Regions from separate parts of the Mus musculus genome. Here all the other regions are linked to region 1. The links are chromatin loops, found by intact Hi-C in ENCODE. Cell type or tissue: heart. All regions are shown on one strand.

Evidence for each region. A loop is a pair of places that touch in the nucleus more often than their neighbours do. Peaks named below come from ENCODE experiments on the same cell type or tissue, not always from the same donor. Only the 100,000 strongest peaks of a DNase experiment are listed, where the experiment ranks them.
Region 2: a loop joins it to region 1, with 8 times the contacts of the local background. A loop is called at or near these places in 5 of 42 quality-filtered maps.
Region 3: it touches region 1 in a loop (4-fold over the local background); 15 of 42 quality-filtered maps call a loop at or near these places.
Region 4: it touches region 1 in a loop (7-fold over the local background); 16 of 42 quality-filtered maps call a loop at or near these places.

Annotation. Positions count from the first base shown.
Region 1 is chr5:99,245,903-99,250,902 of GRCm38, reverse strand. All of the region lies in intron 1 of Rasgef1b (RasGEF domain family, member 1B), which reads left to right. Among named protein-coding and RNA genes, the nearest start is that of Rasgef1b, 4.5 kb to the left of the region's middle. In heart, a CTCF peak has its summit at 2,251 (motif pointing left); a DNase peak (open chromatin) is centred at 2,232; H3K4me3 peaks cover 1,782 bases; H3K27ac peaks cover 3,370 bases.
Region 2 is chr5:99,706,196-99,711,195 of GRCm38, reverse strand. The region is part of intron 1 of A930011G23Rik (RIKEN cDNA A930011G23 gene); the gene reads left to right. The region is part of intron 2 of Gm16226 (a long non-coding RNA gene); the gene reads right to left. Among named protein-coding and RNA genes, the nearest start is that of Gm16226, 8.3 kb to the right of the region's middle. In heart, a CTCF peak has its summit at 2,283; no DNase peak of the experiment used is centred here.
Region 3 is chr5:99,898,321-99,903,320 of GRCm38, reverse strand. No RefSeq gene overlaps it. Among named protein-coding and RNA genes, the nearest start is that of Vamp9, 5.4 kb to the left of the region's middle. In heart, a CTCF peak has its summit at 3,049 (motif pointing right); no DNase peak of the experiment used is centred here; H3K27me3 peaks cover 361 bases.
Region 4 is chr5:99,889,232-99,894,231 of GRCm38, reverse strand. No RefSeq gene overlaps it. Among named protein-coding and RNA genes, the nearest start is that of Vamp9, 15 kb to the left of the region's middle. In heart, a CTCF peak has its summit at 1,958 (motif pointing right); no DNase peak of the experiment used is centred here; H3K27ac peaks cover 328 bases.

The DNA of each region.
Region 1 (5,000 bases):
GGTGTCTGTGCTACCACACTTTGGACCTGGCCTTGTGGGAAGGTCCTCAGCGGGATGCATCTGCATTGCCATTCTCTAGCGTCAGCATCTAATCTAGTGTACCCTGAAGTATAGATAGCTGAATATCGCTGTGGTCATTGCTCAGCATAATACTCCTGTAATGTCATTAATATCTCATTCTTGTAACATTAACTTCACTGTTTATTAGAGCACCATAGGCCAAATGAACCAGGTAAAAATTATTCCTCTGGAGGGAAGAAGGTGGGTAAGAGAACAGAGAGTGATGTGGGCACATGGACCTGTGTAGGCCAAGTAGGGATCCTAGTATCGTATAGAAAACCATGGGACCACCCTGTTCACTCTACAGAAGTTACCTAGAAGAAATGAACCTGAACATTCCGAGGGGGAATACTTAGGAAGGAGACAGGGAAAGGAAGTTCTCAGCTTTGCCTGGAAGGAGAATCGGGAATGCCAAGCAAGGGTTGGAGAGACGGTTAATACTAATGGCACAGAAACCTAGAAAACAAATGAAACAGCTTTAAAGAGATCTGTGAAGTCTTTCACATTGGCTGATTGTCCTGGAGAGGATTTGGTGGTGGGGGTGGTGGCTGGGGTGGGGGTGGGGGTGGGGGGAGAGGGTAAGTAATTGAATTTAAGTATTATCTGACTCCACTCCTGTCATTTTTCGAGAACTGTATAACTATATACGGTTGTCCATGCTTTTATTGGCTCATCAGTTAAACCTACAAAAATTAGATATGTATGGGCATTGACTGCTTTGGCTTAGCAGACCCGCCCTGGGAATGAGTCTGGGCAGATGGGGAGCCCTAAGGAGACCCCTGCCCTCTTTCTGTAGTTGTGATATCTGTGACGTGGACACAGGAAGTTAAAGGAGATGACTTAGGGGGCCTTTGTATGCCTGTCGCAGCTGTTTTATTTTGTTGCAACCTCCTACCTCCGTCGATGTTAAAGTGGGCCAAGCCAGGATGGAGGCAGCCTGTCACATGGGCAGGTGTCTTCTGAGCACATGAGGATGAAAAGGGTGGCCAGCATTCTTCCTTTGGTGAACTTAGATAGGGATTTAGTAGTTTCTTGAGTTGTCTTTTCCTTTTCTTTGTTGTGAGAATATTTTTTAAAAAATTGAATAATTATCAATAAGGCGGGGTCAGAAAAAAAACATTTCAGCTGATGAACTCACTGTTCTTTTCAACCAGGTGCCAACTTCCCTTTCACCAATCTGTTTTCATAGACTTATATATTTATTATTTCCTCTTAAGGTGAATATATATCTAGAAATGATCCAGTTGATTGAAATTATGTTAGAGAACCCTGGTGTGAAATTTGGGCACAAAAAGATCTAGTCATGTAAAAAGGAAAACACTTTGGAACCACTTTGGGCCTCTTTCAACTTCTCTAAAAGACAAAAATTGAACAGAGAAAAACATAGGTTTTCACCCCCCCCCCAATTAAATTGTCCTATTCGCCGTGTTACATAATAAAATGCAAAGAAAAATAATCTTGCCTTTTTACAGATATCTCTGCTGAGTATTGACCCATTTCCCTATTGAAGTGAATTAGACACAGAGAAATAAAATATTTGAATAAAAGTTATCCCCCCTATGATACCTTATGATTTAACTTCAGATCTATCACATATCTTTCATAATCTGCAGTTCATCTGTTCGGTTTAATAGGACAGCTTCTAGCTGCATGAAGATATTAAAACATAAATATGTTTGAATTGAACAGAATTACTGGTTTCCCAGTTGTCTTTTCCCCTCTATTTCTTTCTGCTCCTCACTCTTGTGCTGGGATGAACACCCCCCCACCCCCCGCCCCGTACATTCTGTGCAAGAGCTGTGCCACCAAGCCACCCCCAGCCCACAAGCCAGTGTGAAGTCACAGGCACTGCAGCCTGTGGTGACCATCAGACAATGAAGAAGAGGCTCTTCTCTTAGGATTCCAGCCCTGGTGGCAACACTTGATTAGGTAATGGTGATTTTGGAGATCAGTCTTATTATTCTCAGTGAGATAACTGATTCTCACCACAGATGGGCATCGGGAAATAGAGTGGATGGGTACTGCCCACTAATTTATGTCCTACTTGTTCCCCAAGCTCAGTCGTGTGCTCAGACCCTCACATCCCCTGTACAGCAGCTGCCCTTCCCTTGTTTTTATAAACCAGCTCAAGTGCTGGAAAGCACCAGCTCTGTCAAAGACAGGGACCCGAGCGCCACCTACTGCTCAGCTCGAGAATTGCAAGGGCGCTGTAGAGGATAAAGGCTTTTAAAGGCATGAAGGAAGTCAGCCTGTCCTGGCTTCCCGTACTACAGGAAGGTTTTCAATGACACTCCAGGCCTCTTCAGAGTTTCCATGTACCTAAATGTCATTTTGTGCTTTAGTAAATTGCTAACACCATCCCATGACAAAAGATCATAACTCTAACCTTTTTCTTCCAACTGAAAATGTTAACTAGTTGAGTCAGAATTCTTTTCCTTTGCCAGTTGGGGACTAGGAAAGAAAGAAAGGAAGAAAGAAAGAAAGAAAGAAAGAAAGAAAGAAAGAGAGAGAGAGAAAGAGAGGGAAAGGGAAGAAAAGAAAAATTCTAGGTAACTTAAGGGTCTTTGTGTGTGTGTGTGTGTGTGTGTGTGTGTGTGTGTGAGCGGGGGGTGGGAGGTGGGGGGCATGTAACAAATCAGAAAACATCCCCACTCCTTTGCAGAGGGGAACTAGGCCCAGGTCCCAGCACCCCTGCTGGCTTATAGATGCCTATAACTACGTTCCAGGGGACCTCACGCCCTCTTCTGGCCTCCTTGGGTACCACCCTACATACACATTAATAAAAAAAAATTAAATAAGTAATCTTTCTAGGGTTTCCATGTACTCTTTCTGCTCTCAGCTACTTGCCTTCTTAACAAAATACCCCTTTTCTAAAGAGGGTCAGTGGTGCCGTAGCCTGCCAGCGTTTTCCACGGATGCTCTCTGAGGTCTCTGCTAAAAAGGCTTCTCAGTCTAAGGAAAGGAGGGAGAAGATAACCCTCTCAACATTCCCGAGCCTAAAAATACACTGCGCTCAGGTAGCATCAGAAGCTTGGCTTCGTCTGTCCCCCCCCCCCTCCCGCTCAGATCCACTGTCACCTGGATCTTTGCTCAGCCTGCGTCCCCAAGTCTGGTGTTACCGAAAGGAAGCTGTCAGTCTCAGCTAGAAGGATTCAGGAACTTGTCCCCAGCGTCTGCAGTGTCAACTGAGAAAACAAAGAGTTGCTGACTATGTAAGGTGCGAAGTTCCTTTGGAATCTAGATGGGAATTGAGAAAGGCTGAGTTCCAGGTTTCAAATGAACTCTCTCCCCACTGAACAAGTGTGCTTTCAAGGTTTAGCTGAGAGAAGGAGATCTTTGCCTACTTACTTAAATTGGGACACTTGTCTAGCATTTAGGCTGCTGCTAAAACACTGTAATCATCGCCGGGTTGTAAACACCTCGTTCCTGTTATGACGCGGAGCAGAAAATGTGTTTCTGTCTTCTCTTGAGAGTGAAGGAGACGCTGACTTGCTGGTCTAGGAAAGATTTGCGAAGCATCTGGCTCAGAAGGAAGGGATGGCTTTTGAGTTTTGATGTCACCCCACACCCTTCTGCACTGCCACCTCCTCTCCAGTGTGAGTTACCACCTGAATCCACCTCGGCCCCCGTGCATCTGCTTCATCATAAATAACATTGTGCAAAAGCAGTTGCTAATTCAAATCCAGTCTGCCGCTCAGGGAAAGAGGGCTTTTCATCTGGAGCTTTGGCTGGTCTGAAGCCATTAGACATGCCTTTCAGACCCATTCATCCTGTAAATCACCCACGGCCTGCTCCCTTGCTTAGGGATCAATGTCAGGCCAAACTTCCTCAGGGTCCTTGGAAGTACATGATCTATTTTTGTGCCCAAATTAACAGCCCCTGTAAGATGTCTGACAGCTGAGTTCAGCTTACCAAATCAATTTTAAGAAGGAATATTCGTCTTCTCTGCCTGGGTTGGGCACGTCACATTCCTCCTAGAAACTTTTCCAGCATAATGTATAATCTGTGGGCCAGTTTCAGTGGCCAGGAAGGTATTTTTTTTCTTTAGCCCAGTTTATTGTTTTATAAGAATGTCTTTTCTGTTGTCTTACTGTGCTGTCTACCCAGAGTGATGCCTGTTAGGAGCAGGGAGCCTATTTCAGGGACTCTGCCTCAAAGACGAGTCATTTTTGTGTTATCTTTAACTCAGTTGAATTGGTACCCCCACCCCTACACACACAGACACACACTAGCTTATTTTTAAAATGCCTTAGCTATCTCAAAGGCTGGGCACTCTCAAAACTTCCCTTGCTACCCCAGGCCCAATCAGGAAAGTGGCCAGTGGCCCCTCACCCGAAATTTCACATGGCTCATTGGCTCTTGCTCCTGCAGCTCTCCTCCTCTGGCGATTTTCCCCTGTTCCTCTCTGCATCCCAGCTGGCGCAACTCTAAGGGTTGTCATTGTCATTGGCATCTTTATTGATTGATCAAAAAACCAACTGGGGACAAGGACCTTTAGCATTTGGACACGCAGATTCCTGATTGGATCAAAGCATTAGAACCAAGCTCCAACAGGTCCTAAATGTGTTCCAGGAAGGTTCTCTGCTGACCCATCCTAACTTCTTGCTTTGGAGTAGACAAAAGACATGTAGGGTCTGTATAGGACAGCTCTGTGTACTGGACAGCAACTCCATTAGTATATATGCAGACACGCAGGTGTATTCACATAAGGATAGTCAGGGAGAGGAAGGAGGTCTGTACAATTGGCTGACTAGAATGTGCCTTGAGTTCCAAACAACCAACTTAGAAATGAAACTCTCTAGAGTAAGAGTTATTTTTCCAGCCTGCGATATATGTTAAATGGTGATTTGAATAGTCAACCGGTTTCTTCATGTCTCATACAAGTCTTTTTTTCAAGGGAATTAACTCTTGGTGTTTGACTTAGCTATAAATCAAGCCAG
Region 2 (5,000 bases), 460 kb before region 1:
GTGGAGTCTCTTTCCCCTGTGCTTGTCCCTCCAGCTAAGATCACAGCTCCTGTGACATTGGTCTCTCCACTTAGCTCCTCTGTCTCCAGCTGCCTGTGATTTTCTTTTCTTTGATACTTTAAGGCTGGCAATCTGGTGTGTTCTCTGAGATGGTACACTGGGTCTGGTGCCTTTCCTGTACCCTTCCTACACCTCTGTAAATCGTCAAGGTTTTGTTAAACTTTCATTAAAGCGTATCACCCGAGTATGCCAAATACTTTGATCAACAATTTAAATGATAGAGGAGCAAAAGCGACCTTTTGTTTTCCTTTTCTTTCTATTGGAGTTGAGGCTGGCCTTGAACTCACTCTATTGCCTAAGCTGGCCCCAGGCTTGTGGCTATCCTCGTGCCTTGGCATCCGAGTGCTCGTGAGCTAGCCACTGAGTGAAAGATCAAAATGATCTCTTGAATTACTGGCTCATGGTAACTTCTTTCAAATCATGCACAGCTTTCTTCACATCAACCTTGCCTGATGCAAAGGCGAAGGGAGGGTTTTTCTTCCTCCACCCTTGTAAGAGCACTAACCCCACGCAGGACTCCACTCCCACGAGCAAACCATCCCCTCAAATTCCACTCCCTAAAATTGCCTTATTAAGGGTTAGAAAGTAGGGTTAGTGGTTTGGGGCTGCTTCAAACACTCAGACCTTCAAACACTCAGCACCTAGTCTAGAGCAAGCCTGGGTCTTAACTACCTTTTGTGACTCAAAGACTAGTGGTTTGCTTTGGTTTGCTTGTTTGTTTTAATGCTCCAAACCATGAGAGATGATTAAATTTAGTTTTCATTAGAAAACTATGTCATTTTGGGCTTTCACTAAAGATAGGTGCTTGAGGGTGGTAGGTGAGTTTTGATTTGTTTTTAAAAGAAATTAACTGGAAGTGATAAATTTCGCTTCAGGGTAAATCATCTATCCCACTCACAAAACAGAACAGTGTCTAATGATACCATGACTGTCCAATCTTGAATGTGTGCCACTATTCAGAAAACCAGTCTCTCTTCTGTGTCACATCAGGAAGGGTCATTTGAGCATTAGGATAACCCCCCTGAGGACTGGAGTATCTGTTACAGTGAGACTGCCAGTCTTCCCTTATGATAACAACCACCTACTGCAGAGGATATTGGATGGAGATTATATCCAGCCTGAAAATAACATTTTCTGCATGTGTCAGTGGCTAGGAAGCCCTATCTGGTACCGCTATCAATTACAGTGCTAGCCTTGGTGTCAAGGACAAAAACTTGCATCCTGTCATAGTTTCTTTTATCCCCGTGCATGCAGGACAGGGAAAAATGATAATTATTGGGAAAATGGCTGACAAGGAAATGAAGTCCCAATAGGTGTTGGTGTTATATATCAAGGATAGGCCTTGCTGTGGTAAATCAAAGGGTAATAGTTGCTAAGCTAGACAGCTCATGTCCTCGGAATTACCTTCTATGTGGGGAGAAAGAGAATTCTTTTTTTAAAGGCACATTTTATGTGCATGCACATAAAAGTTAAGATTATCAATTCAAAGGTATCTTGTTTTTATCTGAAAGAATTTGTTATTTATTATTATGTGTACATGTGTGTGTTGTATGTGTGGGGACATACGTGTGCCACAGCTCATGTGTAAAGGTCAGAGAACAACTTTCTAGATTTAGTTTTCTTCTTCTACCCCTTGGGTCCTGGGAATTGAACTCAGGCAGTCCCTAGGGACTGGCAGCAAGTGCCTTTACCTTCTGAATCATCTTGCTGGCCCCAATATTATGTTTTAAGTAAACAAAAAGGTAAAACCACTAGATAAAGCAATGTCACATGGTAGCTTAAATCCATTTGCTATGAAACAGCACTTTTCTCATGCATAAAACCTTAAAAGGTAACACACATGAGCTGTTCACTGGCTGTGGAGTTTGCATTGCGATATTGTTCCTATCAGCCAGCCATGCCGACTGTCTTCATATAGTTTTAATGTACGGACAATTTCTACTCTATATTTGCCTTTCTGGGTAATGCAGACCATTACTGCACCATGAATATATGTCAGAATTTGAAATTAACCGATTTGCCACCGTGTAATGTAAAAATAGTTCATTCTCTTCCGGGCAGCACAGATGGTTCCTTGTCTTTTTCTGAACTGAGTCTGGCTTGCTTATCTTTTGATTTGTAAAGCTTCCTGAGAACCGTGTATGCTGAAAGGACTGGAGAAGTTTACTCAGATGTAAAAGGCACCTTGTGATCTCTGACTAGAAAGTCCCATGACTGTCCTCTAGAGGGCGTGTCCAGTGCCTCTTTGTTACTCTCTAGGTGTACAAATCTGATCAGTGGTAGGAAGAGTCCAGACTGGGCCATATCAGTGAGCAATTAGTCACTGTGTACTTAGGTCTGACTCCTCCTCCTTGTCGTCCTCGTCCTCATCCTCGTCCTCATCCTCCTCCTCCTCTTCTTCTTCTTTTAAATTTGTAAGGATCAGCAAACTCTCACTTGCAAGATTACAGAGCACCCTGCCCTGGCTTTGTCTAGTATGAAGCTGCTCTTCTCAAGCCTCTGCATGCTTTGTTGTTTGTTTTTGAGATCATATTTTGATTACATTTCCCCCTTCCCTTTCTCCAAATCCTCCCACAGAGCCCTCACCACTCTCAAATTCACGCCCCTTCTTTTCCACTAATTGTTATCATATGCATATATATATATATATATATATATATATATATATATATATATATATATATATGTTCCTACATAAAACCTGTTGAGTCTGAACAACACTACTTGTATTGTGCTTTCAGGGCTGGCCATTTCAGCCAGCTTCTCGATAACTCTAGATCTACTGCTCTCCTTCCATGGCACAGGAGATGGGGAGTCTAACAACACAGCAAGAAGTTCAGAGCTAGATAGTTAGAACTGTGTCCATTGGTCATCGCTGTTGTAGCCCCACCCCTAGAGATGTTCCCACATAATACAGGTTTTAATATATGGATGAATAAATGTACAGAGGCATACCTTCCCCTCACCAGCAGGCTTCCTTCTTCTATCTTTCACATCAAGACAGAATTCAGTTGTTCTACCGTATGCATATATTTAAAGACAAAAGATGATCTCTCAATGGAATCTTTTATCCTCTCTCCCTTTGAAGATTTTAATATAATTTGACTCCACTTGTTTTCAAATATTAATGACGGATAGAAAGGGATGTTAGCATTACTAATATGATTTGTCCTTCTTTGGGAGAAAATGACCATGATACAAACGTAAATACACACCATTATAGAGTACTTAGCACTGTTTGAAGTGATACAAATGTTTCTGGCTGACTTTTTAAGTTGGGGGAGTAAGAACCATACCTGTGTGACTTGCCAGTATCATCTGATTGAAAAGCGCAGAAATGTGACACTAAATTACTTTTGCTCCCCCTTTCTCTGTAACTTTTTTCTGTCGTTTGTATCTCTTGAGGCCTTTTCTGTAAAAATTTCAATCTATTAGTTCAACCATTTGGATAAAAAAAAAAAAATAAAGCAATTTCCTTCCAAACTGCTTTTGCTGTATTCCAAGATACTCATCATTTTGAAAAGCACTAAAGAAAATGAAAATGGAAAAGTTCCCTCATTATCATAAACACCAAATTAATCTGACATATTAAGGCAGTCTATAAAATTTTGCTACAGAAATCTTATGAGCTGCTCCATTGTCCCGGCTTCGGGGCCATTGGGTCTGTCCATGGTGCTGAACACAGACGTGGTCACAAAATAAAGGCAGTGTGAGGAAGTTTTTCAGCATGAGCCCCATTGCCACTGAAGGGTGATGGAGTGCTAAGTCTATCTGCTTTCTCTGGTGAAGCTTGTTGTGGCCAGCGCATGAGGCTTCTTTGCTTCATCGAGCCCGCCAACTTGCCTGCAAGCTTGGAGCAATTCTCAGAAGTTTAGACTTCAGAAAGAAGCCACTGTGCCGTAACTCTTTGAAAATCTGTTGGGCACAAAGAAATTTATTTATATTTCTCGCCTCATTGGGTACACTGATAAGATTCATCAACCTGTAACAACATTATTTGGGGAGATAGAACTTGTGTTTGAAACCAATTAGAATATCTTGAAGGGCATTTGCAAGTGCCAACTGACTCTTAGGGCCCGTCACAAATATGAACTACTACCACATTATCTTAGAGGCAGCTATTTAAATTCAGAATCTATTTGGGAATGGTACAGAATTCAGGCAAGTAATGAAATCACTAGGTAAGAAGTCTGAGAAAAAGACAAGCTACTCTCCCAACACCATGCTCAGCAGAATTGTCTCTGGTGTGCTTTATTCCCATTCAAGATATTTTTCGATACCCCTCTAGCATGTTCTTGCAAACTGGTTGGTTTGCTAATTTTTATTTTTCTTACCAGGTTTTGTCCTGGTTTGATTGTCTTTTGGAAATACTGGAATGAATTTGGGTATTACACACACACACACACACACACACACACACACACACACAAATTACTTGAATTTCACTTATCACAGGAGGAAGACTTTGAAAGATGCAGACGTTGTGTCTTGCAAATGTGGTCTGCAGGAAAAATGCAGGGATTCTATTTAACTTAAAGCCATATATTTACTATATCATATAAGTGCTTAGTATCTTCTCAAAGCTCTGTCAGTAGAAAGTTAATTTGTTCATGACACTCCTGGATTGTCTTTTTAGAAATCTTATAAATTAGTTTACATAAAATAAAACTATTTAAGCAGTCTTTCTGGGGGCAGAATGGGCATATTATAATTTGCTATGAAGGTACAAAATCCCTTGACATATGTGACACTGGTGAACACGTGTGAAATTCTCACCGTAGTTGAGATATTGAGTGCAGGCAGTGCTCTTCAGTTCCCCTGACTTGTCTCATGATGTCATCCCCATCTCTCATCGGTTCCAAGGGACTCATGGATGTTTTTATCTGTTACTGGGGGTTATTTCCTATTTATTTATTTATTTATTTATTTATTTATTTATT
Region 3 (5,000 bases), 650 kb before region 1:
CGACAGTTAATGGTAACACTCTCCTGTCCTATCCCATCTCACCCCTGCCAACGCCTTTAAACACTAGCATCCCTCCCTACTTTAAAATTTTCTATGTATCCTGCCATCCCTCCAATTTTAAAAAATTGGGTTGTGAGAATGTAGGCTTCCATATAGTTTTATGTGCCCTTCCTTTGGGTTAGACTTTCTATCTTAGGGTTTCTTTTGCTGTAATGAGATACCATGACCAAAGTAACTTAGGGGAAGAGATGGCTTATTTTGCCTTACAGCTTGTAATCTGTCATTCAGGGAGGTCACAGCAGGCACTCAAGGCTGGAACCTGGGAGATAGAACTGATGCAGAGGCCATGGAAGAATGCTGCAGAGTGGCTTGTCCTTATGGCTTGTTCACCTGCTAATCCCACAAAATGAGAGTAGAGACCACGGACCCAAATGTTTTAGTCAAATTAAGCAAGCTTTATTTTCTTCCAGAAAGGGCTATCTGCCTACAGTGGGGTTTAGAGAATAGGAGAAAACAGGAGAAAGTGAGGCTTATATAGCTCAAAACCTGCAAGACTAGGCAGGGCCATTCCAAGGGTTTTCAATTATGCAGGAACTTGGCATAACATCTCAAAATTATTTGTCAGAATAGCTTATCATCAGGGTGAAGGTCAGGTATGGCCAGAATATAGGGGTGTGAAGACTGTCGAATTTCAGAAGATGGCTCAAGACATGGTCAGACTTAAGTTTTACAGAAAACAGGAATGGACGTATGTTGACCTTGTAATATGGTGACTTCTAATCTCACGATGGAGTCAGGCTGGTCCATCACACTCTGCCTTCTTAGAGCACCCAGGACTACCAGTTGGGGGTCTCACTATCAACAGTGATCTGGGCCCTCTGATATCCATAGTCTGTTAGGAGAATGCAGCACAGGCAGGACCACAAGCCAGGCTGGGGTGGACATTTTCTCAGTTGAGGTTCTCCTTTCCAAATGACTCTAGCTTGTGTCAAGTTGACATAAAACTAGCTGGTGTCTTTTCTTTCTGACTCCTTTCTCATTCCAGTGTGTGGGACTCCTAACAGAGGGAGTGGGGGGTGTCTCTGACTCTCATCTATCCTTGGGACTCTTTTTGTCCTACTGGGTCTCCCAGCTTTGATATGAGGGTTTGTGCCTAGTTGTATTCTATCTTGATATTCCTGGGAGGTCCCCCCCCCTTTTTTTTTTCTTAAAGGGGAATGGAGGAGGAGTGGATCTAGGGGAGAGGGAAGGTGGAGTGAGGACTGGGAGGGATGGAGGGAGGAGAAACTGCAGTTGGGATGTACTGAAAACAAAACAAATATATCAATATTTGTGCAATTCCTTCAGTCCCCACTCTTGAAGTTATAAAACTCGTAGACTGCCCAGAGCTTCCGGGAGGATCTTGTCCATGGTTTTGTCGAACATGGCACTGGTCCAGACAGAAGGGACATGGTAGTGCTATGGTATCTCTACTGTGCTGTGCATGGACTGCCAGAGACAGCTTTAAAGGAGGACAGAGAAGAGGTGCAGAGCATGTGACTTGTGTAGTGTTACACGTGACATATGTAGTACTACATGTGGCATGTATAGTGTTGAGTGTGGCAGGTGTAATGTTACATGTGGCATGTATAGTGTCGAATGTGGCATGTATAGTGTCACACATGGCATGTGTAGTGTCACACGTGGCATGTGTAGTGTCACATGTGGCATGTGTAGTGTCACATGTGGCATGTGCAGTGTGGGAGCTTAAGAAAGTTGTGAACTTAATGTGAACTAAGGCTAGGGCAGAGAGCAGAATGGTCTTCAAACAAGGTAGCCTTCTTGAAAGACTTGCATGAACTATGATAAGTGAATGCACTTGGAAGTGAGGACTGGAAGCGATGCCTTGACGTGCTCACACTATCTTTGTGGGAGAGAGAGTCTTGGCTTTTTAGCAGGACCAAGATTGTATTCCTAAGGTAGAATACCAGGTGTGTTCCTTTGAGGTGCTTGCAGTGCTTAAGCTAACTGTAAAAGTCAATCATGTTTTGTTGCTTTAATAATAAGAAAGAGGAGTGCTTTGCAGCACTCCGAATGCAAACTCCTAGTCCTCTGGTCACCCTCCTCGGATCTTTGGCATTCCCTTCAATCCCCCTAGACATAGCCTCACTGTTGGGGTGGTCAACAGCGAAGGGCCAATGTTTAGATGCTCCAGCCATCCCAGAATGACATAGTGTTGAAGAAAGTAACTGGTAAGATGCCATTTACAATGAAATACTTTAAAATAAGTATTAGTGGATAAAAACTGTTTCCTGCTTTTCCATAACAAATACCTGTTCTGTTCCTGAATTTCTTAAATAAAAAAATAATTAAAAAAATACCATTATGGGAATGGGCTGTAGGCAAGCCTGTAGGGCATTTTTTAAAAATCAGTGATTGATGGGGGAATGCCCAGTCCATTGTGGGCGGTATCACACCTTAGAGCTCTCTAAGGCAGGCTGAGCAAGCCATGGGAAGCAAGCCAGGAAGCAGCACCCCTCCTTGGATCTCGGTGTCAGCTTCTGCCTCCAGGTTCCTACCCTGTTGGATTTCCTGGCCTCACTGCTTTGATGATGAACTGTTACATGGAACTGTGAGTGAAATGCCACCAGCCTCCAAATTGCTTTGCATGGTGTTTCATCACAGCAACAGTAACCGTAACAAAGACAGGTGTGAAAGGGAGTGCAATAGGTTAGGTGTGCCTGGGTTTTAGGCAGACGCTGCTTGAGTCTATGTACAGAGGTAAGCAGGTGACCCAAGGTAAAGGAAATGAAGGTAGAAATCCAGGTTTTATCCTGCTTTTGGGGTTACGTGTAGGCTTAGGTGTGGAATGAATGCTTTAAAAGTACAGTGATTTATCAACCTCCCCTAACACCATTTAAAAAGCTAGAGAAAAGGTTGAGTTCCATCTTTGCCGGGAAGTATAGTCAAATGTAAGAGACGTGGCAAGCAGTGCTGAGGGTCACCCAGTGCTGGCATTTATTTCACTGTAGTTGCTTTAAGCTGTAGTCGGGCTATGTCAGAGCCAGCAGAGGGAGCACCGTGCATAGCTTTGAAGCAAACTGTAGCTCTGCCGGGGAGAACCCAAGAAGCCCTCCAGGGCTTTTATCCAGGAGAGCAACTGAGCTCTGGGGGAAGATGGCCCCTCAGTTATGTTACCTTCTGTGCTCATTCGGGACAGACCTTAGGTCAGCCACACTAAAAGGTCCCCATGTGCCACCTTGCTCTCTCCCTGCTGCTTTCTTTTGTCTAGTTGGTTACTTGGCTTAGACTTAGGGGATGGATGCTGTGAGTGTTCCAGAATAACAGGCAGTAACCAGGAGCCTTGACTCACCATAGTAAAGCCATTTGCACATCCTGAAGGGAGGCAGAGAGGGCTGAGGCTAGTTCTTCAGTGCATTAGGAATTAAAGAGGCAACTGAACTGGACAGGAAGTGCAGGAGTGGCTCGGGAATGCTCTCTCCTGCTTCATTGTCTTCCACAAGCACAGCTCAGCTCTGTGGCGAGTAGATGTCTCCAAACATGCAGATCCTAAAATGACCAGAGTTCCATATCTATCTATCTATCTATCTATCTATCTATCTATCTATCTATCATCTATCTATCTATCTATCTATCTATCTATCTATCTATCTATCTATCATCTATCTATCTATCTATCCATATTCCTTCCGTCCTTACTTCCTATCTATTTGTGATACTAAGATGTTAATTAATATTGTATGGGGATAAATTTGTTACCATATAAATGTAAATGTTTACTAAATTATGGAACAGATTTCTTTGTCTTCCTTCCTCTCTGGCTTTTAGTATCTCAGGGATATTTTATTCAAGAAAAAATTGGCTGCGTCTCTATGAAGAGTGAACTCTGTGGCATTCTGATTTGTTCTAGTTCCTCCCAGTACTTTCCAGCCACTATTAGAAACAACAATGACAAGCTTCAGGGAAGCCTGTCAGCCACCAGATGATGAAGAGTGAGTCTGAAACTCTCTCTCTGCACACACATGTCACACATGTGATGCCAGTACACGGGAGGCTGAGGCAGGAAGTTCAGAGTCAACTCAGGTGACATAAGAAGACCCTGTCTCAAAAGCAAACCAAGCACAAAGCAACCCAGGCAAAACACACTATATAAGCTTGATGCATTTCTAATTCAGTGCTAGAAATGGGGAGGAGACCATTGTCCAATGGCCATTGTTGTTGTAGGCAAGTATTTTTACTTTGTGGAAGCCATCAATGTGGCAAACACCAGATGAACAAGAAACTGAAGAAGGGCAGCTGTAGCCTGAGCTCTGTGTGCTGGACGTGTTCTTGGACAGTGCTGTCCTATTTCTGGCACTGTCGCTGCTTGTGTGGACAGATGGACAGAGAGTCTGCTGAGAAAAGGGCGGACATAATCCTGAAGCCTCACCTCTGGCTTCACTTAAGATCTCTGCACTTCTAAAGAGGACACGGAGACAAGGAGTATAGGTCTTACAGAATGACTTCACAAAAGGCACTAAGTCCTGCACATGGAGCCGGGGATCTGAGTGCAAGCGTTTTCACATTATTTTAACTTTATTTTTAAAGTGTGTGTGTGTGTGTGTGTGTGTGTGTGTGTGTGTGTGTGTGTGTGTGTAGAACTTTAGATGCTGGGACATGAACTCAGGTCTTCTGCAAGAGCAGTAAGAGCTCTTCACCTCCAAGCCATCTCTCCAGCCACAGATTACTTTATTTTTAATGTCTAGTCTTTGAAAATAACTGAAGCACACCTAGAAATGAGAGCATTATCTTTTTAAAGAGAAGAAAACAGCCAATAGGAACTGTCCTTATGGCACCCAGATGTTTGGTTTATTAGACAAACACTCCACTTTAAAACAGCCCTGTGCTGAGGATTAATGTGCTATAGTATCTCACCAAATAGAGGATAGTACAAAAACATATAAAAAGAAAACACAGAGAAATCCCAGAGCTGAAAGCATAAAACCCAAGGGGTGACTGGG
Region 4 (5,000 bases), 640 kb before region 1:
TTTGTTCCATAAAGTGGCTATTGTGAAGGGTGCTACAATACAGTGCAGTGTGTCACAGGCACTTCTGTGACATGCTGACTTGGCTAAATACGTTGGCTAATACTCTTTGGCTAAATACTCAAAAGTTGTATAGCTGAGTCATATGGCAGATCTATTTCCAGTTTTTAAAAAAAGAGTTTTAAAAAAATGTACTGTAGTGTTTAGATTCTTTGAGCACTTCATGCAGTGTATTTGATCACATCCATCCCCTGCACTTCCTCCTAACTCCTCCCGGACCCACCCTTTCCAACTGCCCGCCTTCTTCAAAAATAACATCCATAAAACAACTTCTTTCCTATTTCTCCTTCGTTAGCTTCTCTCATCCTGGGCTCCAGTTAAGGCTTCAAGCATGCATTGAATAGGAATGGAGTGTGTGTCCTTGACTTTATCTATATGACACATTATTACACTTAGCGATTTGTGTATCTACATTGCTGGAGTGAGCCCTACTAGATCATGATGAGGAATCTTTTTGGTGCCTCTTTGAATAGAAGAAATAATGTCACATACATGTTAAGGCTTGTTTTACATCCTATTATGTGATCTGCTTTGGAGAGAGTTCCATGAGCTGTTTAGAAGAGTCTGTATTTTGTAGGGCTTGTGTGGTGTCTTAGTTAGGGTTTCTATTGTTGTGAAGAGACCCCATGACCATGACAACTCTTAAAAGGAAAAATGTTTAACTGGGGCTGGCTTACAGTTTAGAGGTTTAGTACATTATGGAGGGAAGCATGGCAGCATGCAGGCAGACATGGTGCTGGAGAAGGAGCTGAGAGTTCTACATCTTGATCCACAGACAGTTGGAATGAATGCCACGTTAGGCCTAGCTTGAGCATATGAGACCTCAAAGCCCACCCCTGAAGTGATCTACTTCCTCCAACAAGGCCACACCTATTCCAACAAGGCCATATTTCCTAATAGTGCCCCTCTCTATGAGCCTATGGGGGTCATTTTCATTAAAATCACCACAATACAATATATTCTGATATGGTTTACTCTCCCCTAACTCCTCCTAGATCCTCCCTACCTCTACCTCCCATCTGAATTCATATTCTTTTTGTCTCTCAGAAAATAAACAGAGATCAAAACTTTGATAAGGGGCTTGCTATGTTTTGGAATAGCATCCCTCATAGATCCATGAGCTAAAGGCTTAGATGACAGCTGACAGCACATTGGGAGGTGGGGCCTATCCAGATTGCTGAAGAGACCATATACTTTGGATACAGGACTTAGAGGCTCTGAACTGGATCTGACCTAAAGGCTTCCTCCCTGAGGTCTGATGCCTATGAACGAAAGCAATGACCAGCATGGCGTGATTTCCCTAAAGGTACAATGGTGGCACACATGCCTTGGCAGGAACCAACAGCTTTGAAATTGTACTTAAAACTTGTTCAGTATACTCATTTGAATGAGAATGCAGCCATGGGTGTATGTTTGAATATATACTTCCTAGTTGGGGGAACTGTTGGGGAAGGATTGTGAGGTGTGGCTTTGTTGAAGTAGATATGGCCTTGTTGGAGGAGGTCGATTACTAAGGGTGGGCTTAAAGGTTTCAAAGATCAACCATCCCCACTAAATAAGATGTAATAAAAAGTGAACTTTAAAATGATATAATTCTGAAAAGGGGGACTTACTAAAGGTCATCCCATCTTAACGATGATGAGTAAAATATGCTTAAGAGATGTGTTCAGGATCACAGATGGGGTTAAACAAATACAGTTTTAAACCTTAGTATTTTCTCTACTTTCACAAAAACCGCCTTGCCTTTATTAAATGAGAATTTGGGTCATATGGCTTTGGAGAAAGTTTTTGGAAAGCTGGCATATATTTCTGCAGTTTTTGCTTATCAATTATGTAACTTTCCTATTGTGGGAGGCAAGAGGCAGTTTAGGCTGCTAACATACCAGCATGTTAGCTGGGGCCTGATGAGGGCGCTCTTACTCAATGCATGGCTTGAAAACTGCTGTTCATTCTAGCTAAGGCCAAAACCTGCTAAAGCAAGTGAGTGTGGGAGTGTACTGCTTCAAACCAACCAGGCTATCTCAGGTCAGGCTCAGTTTACAAACAGGAGCCGTGAAGAGAACCGTAACTTTATCTTTGGTTTGAAGGCACCACTGCGTATGTTTAAAATAGTAAGAAACCTTCCAGAGTTAGCATGACTATGGAGGGGGGATGTGGGATTTGGTGGAGATTTGGTCTATCCAGTGCTGAGGAGCCGACCAGGAGCTAGTGTAACTCCTTTCCCTGTGGCCCTCTCTCCAGAGCTGCCTCTAGCTGCTTGCACATCAGATCGGTGGGGTTGTCTTGAGCATGTGTTCGGTTCTGAGATTAGCTTGTTGAAACTTTTGTTTTCTTGTGCCCAAAATGACTTTTTCTTTTTCTTGACTTGCCGATTGAAAAGTTATCCCTATGTTCTGCTTTTGTATTCAAGCTGCACATGACAGGCTGTTGTGGGTAAGAAGTTCCTGGTTAGTTTCACCTTGCCACATCATACGCAAGCATTGGGTGTGTTCATTTTCTCATCCCTTTGATGCGAGACAGCAGTGATGCTGCCCCTTTCTAACCTGGGAAGGGAGTAAGTTATCTTACCTCCTCTGATTTCAGTCTCCTTACAGAATGGGGCATTAAACCTGCTGTAGGACAGCCATGTGGCATGTGGCCCGACCATCTTTTTCTAGAATGTTCTTTGATACTAAGACTTTGATTAATCCTCTTTGACTTTAATTGTTAAAAAAAGAGGAACTTTTTAAAAAGGTTCTTTTCTTTTCTTTCCTTCCTTCCTTTCTTCCTTCCTCCCTTCCTTCCTCCCTCCCTCCCTCCCTCCCTCCCTCCCTCCCTCCCTCCCTCCCTCCCTCCCTTCCTTCCTTCCCTCCCTCCCTCCCTCCCTCCTTCCCACCTTCCTTACTTTTCTCTTCCTCCTCCTCCTTCTTCTAAAGAGGTTTATCTATTTTATATATGTGAGTACACTGTTGCTGGCTTCAGATACCAGAAGAGGGCATCAGATTGCATTACAGATGGTTGTGAATCACCATGTGGTTGCTGGGAATTGAACTCAGGACTTTTGGAAGAGCAGTCAGTGCTCTTAACCACTATGCCATCTCTCTAGCCCTCCCCCCCCAATGGAACTTTTAGAAAAATTTTTATTTGCTTCCTTCATTGACAAAAACTGTGCATTTATTATTATTTGATAATATTTCATAAATATTCCATAATATTAAATATAGTTGTTCATAAGATCCAACTTTAGTTTTTCTTTTCCTGGGGCTGAGGGAAGCAAGATTCGGAAGAAACATGACTAGAAAGAAGAGTAGCTTGAAATAGAGACCACAGAAAAATTCCTATAAATGGCCTTAAGATCAGGAACTCACCCTAAGAACTTAGAGAGAAGAGATTCCAAGTACATATTGAATTAGTGTCATGTGGTCAGATAGGGCACAGAAAACAGAGCTGAGGTCACACTGGGGGTCAGCGCCCTGCCTTGTAGGCAGGCTTGCACTGTCTTGTGTTTTATATATGTTATTCCTTGGTATTTACAAAGCTCCTATGAAATAGGTTCTGTTTTATCTGTTTATCCTTGGTGGGAAAATGAGAAGTTGGATTGTTCCAGGCCATACTACTGAGAAGTGTGGAGCCAGTATACAAATAATATCAAATTACAAATAATTAACAATAGCATGAATGAATGTCCCACTCAGCTCTTGGTTGGGTTGGGTTTACTTGTCTTTATTTTACTAATAGGAGTTCTTTATCTACTATAAATATTAACTCCATTTCTAGTTTACATGTTGCAAATACTTGCCATAGTCTGTTACTTACCTTTAAATTACTTACTTTCTGTCTTTTGGTATTCATTTCTTATTTACCTTGGAAAACTCCCAAAGCAGTAGTTAAAAGTATGACCTTAGATACTGTTGGTAAATTTTTTTTTTTTTTTTTTTTGAGAAAAGCAATAACCACAGTAAAGAGGAATTATGGTGTGGGTTATGTCGAGTCTCAGTTAATCTAAGTCTGAAGAACAACCATAAGGGAATTAGTTGTATTGTTCACACCAAGGCTCTTTAAAATTACAATTACCCTGTAGGCATATTTGTAATTGGAAAAGAAGGAGTTGGCTTTTTTCATATTTATTAGATTGACATTTGGGAAAATGAATTTTTACTTCATCTGCAACAAATGAGTCCTAATCAGTTAAGTGGCTTTGGGCTACTGTGACTTCTCTGTCTCATTTTCTTGCTATTTTTGAAAAGGCCTTTCTGATCTATGGCACTCTCCTATCCTCCTGAATGGGTTCACATTTGGCTTCCTCAGTGGCCCTCAACCCTTCTCTGGTCCCTGTATTTTACACACACACACACACACACACACACACAGACACACACACACACACACACAGACACAGACACAGACACAGACACACACACAGACACACACACACACACACAGACACACACAGACACAGACACACACACAGACACACACACAGACACACACACAGACACACACACACACAGACACACACAGACACACACAGACACACAGACACACACAGACACACACACACACAGACACACAGACACACACAGACACAGACACACACACACACACACACACACACACACACATCTGTCAAGAGTATCTAGCCCTGAGCTATGGTTCCTAAATTTCAGTGGACATCAGAAGGCTCTTTTAACATAGTCTGCTGATCCCTAACTGCACATCTCTGATTCAGTACCTCTGAACTCGCTGATATCATGAGGATTGCAGAATAAATGTGAGACCAGAGAGGATCTTAGCTCTTGAAGATGTCATTGTGTCACTAAGGAACCAACTCTGGATTATGTTTGGTCCTAGGCATCTTTGTAGAGATATTAACAGTTTGAGTTCTATAGAAAGTTTGTATTACAGCCTAATATCTGTAAATAAGAGGGAATAATTGGGACCCCTGGTTCTCGAAAAGCTTGGCA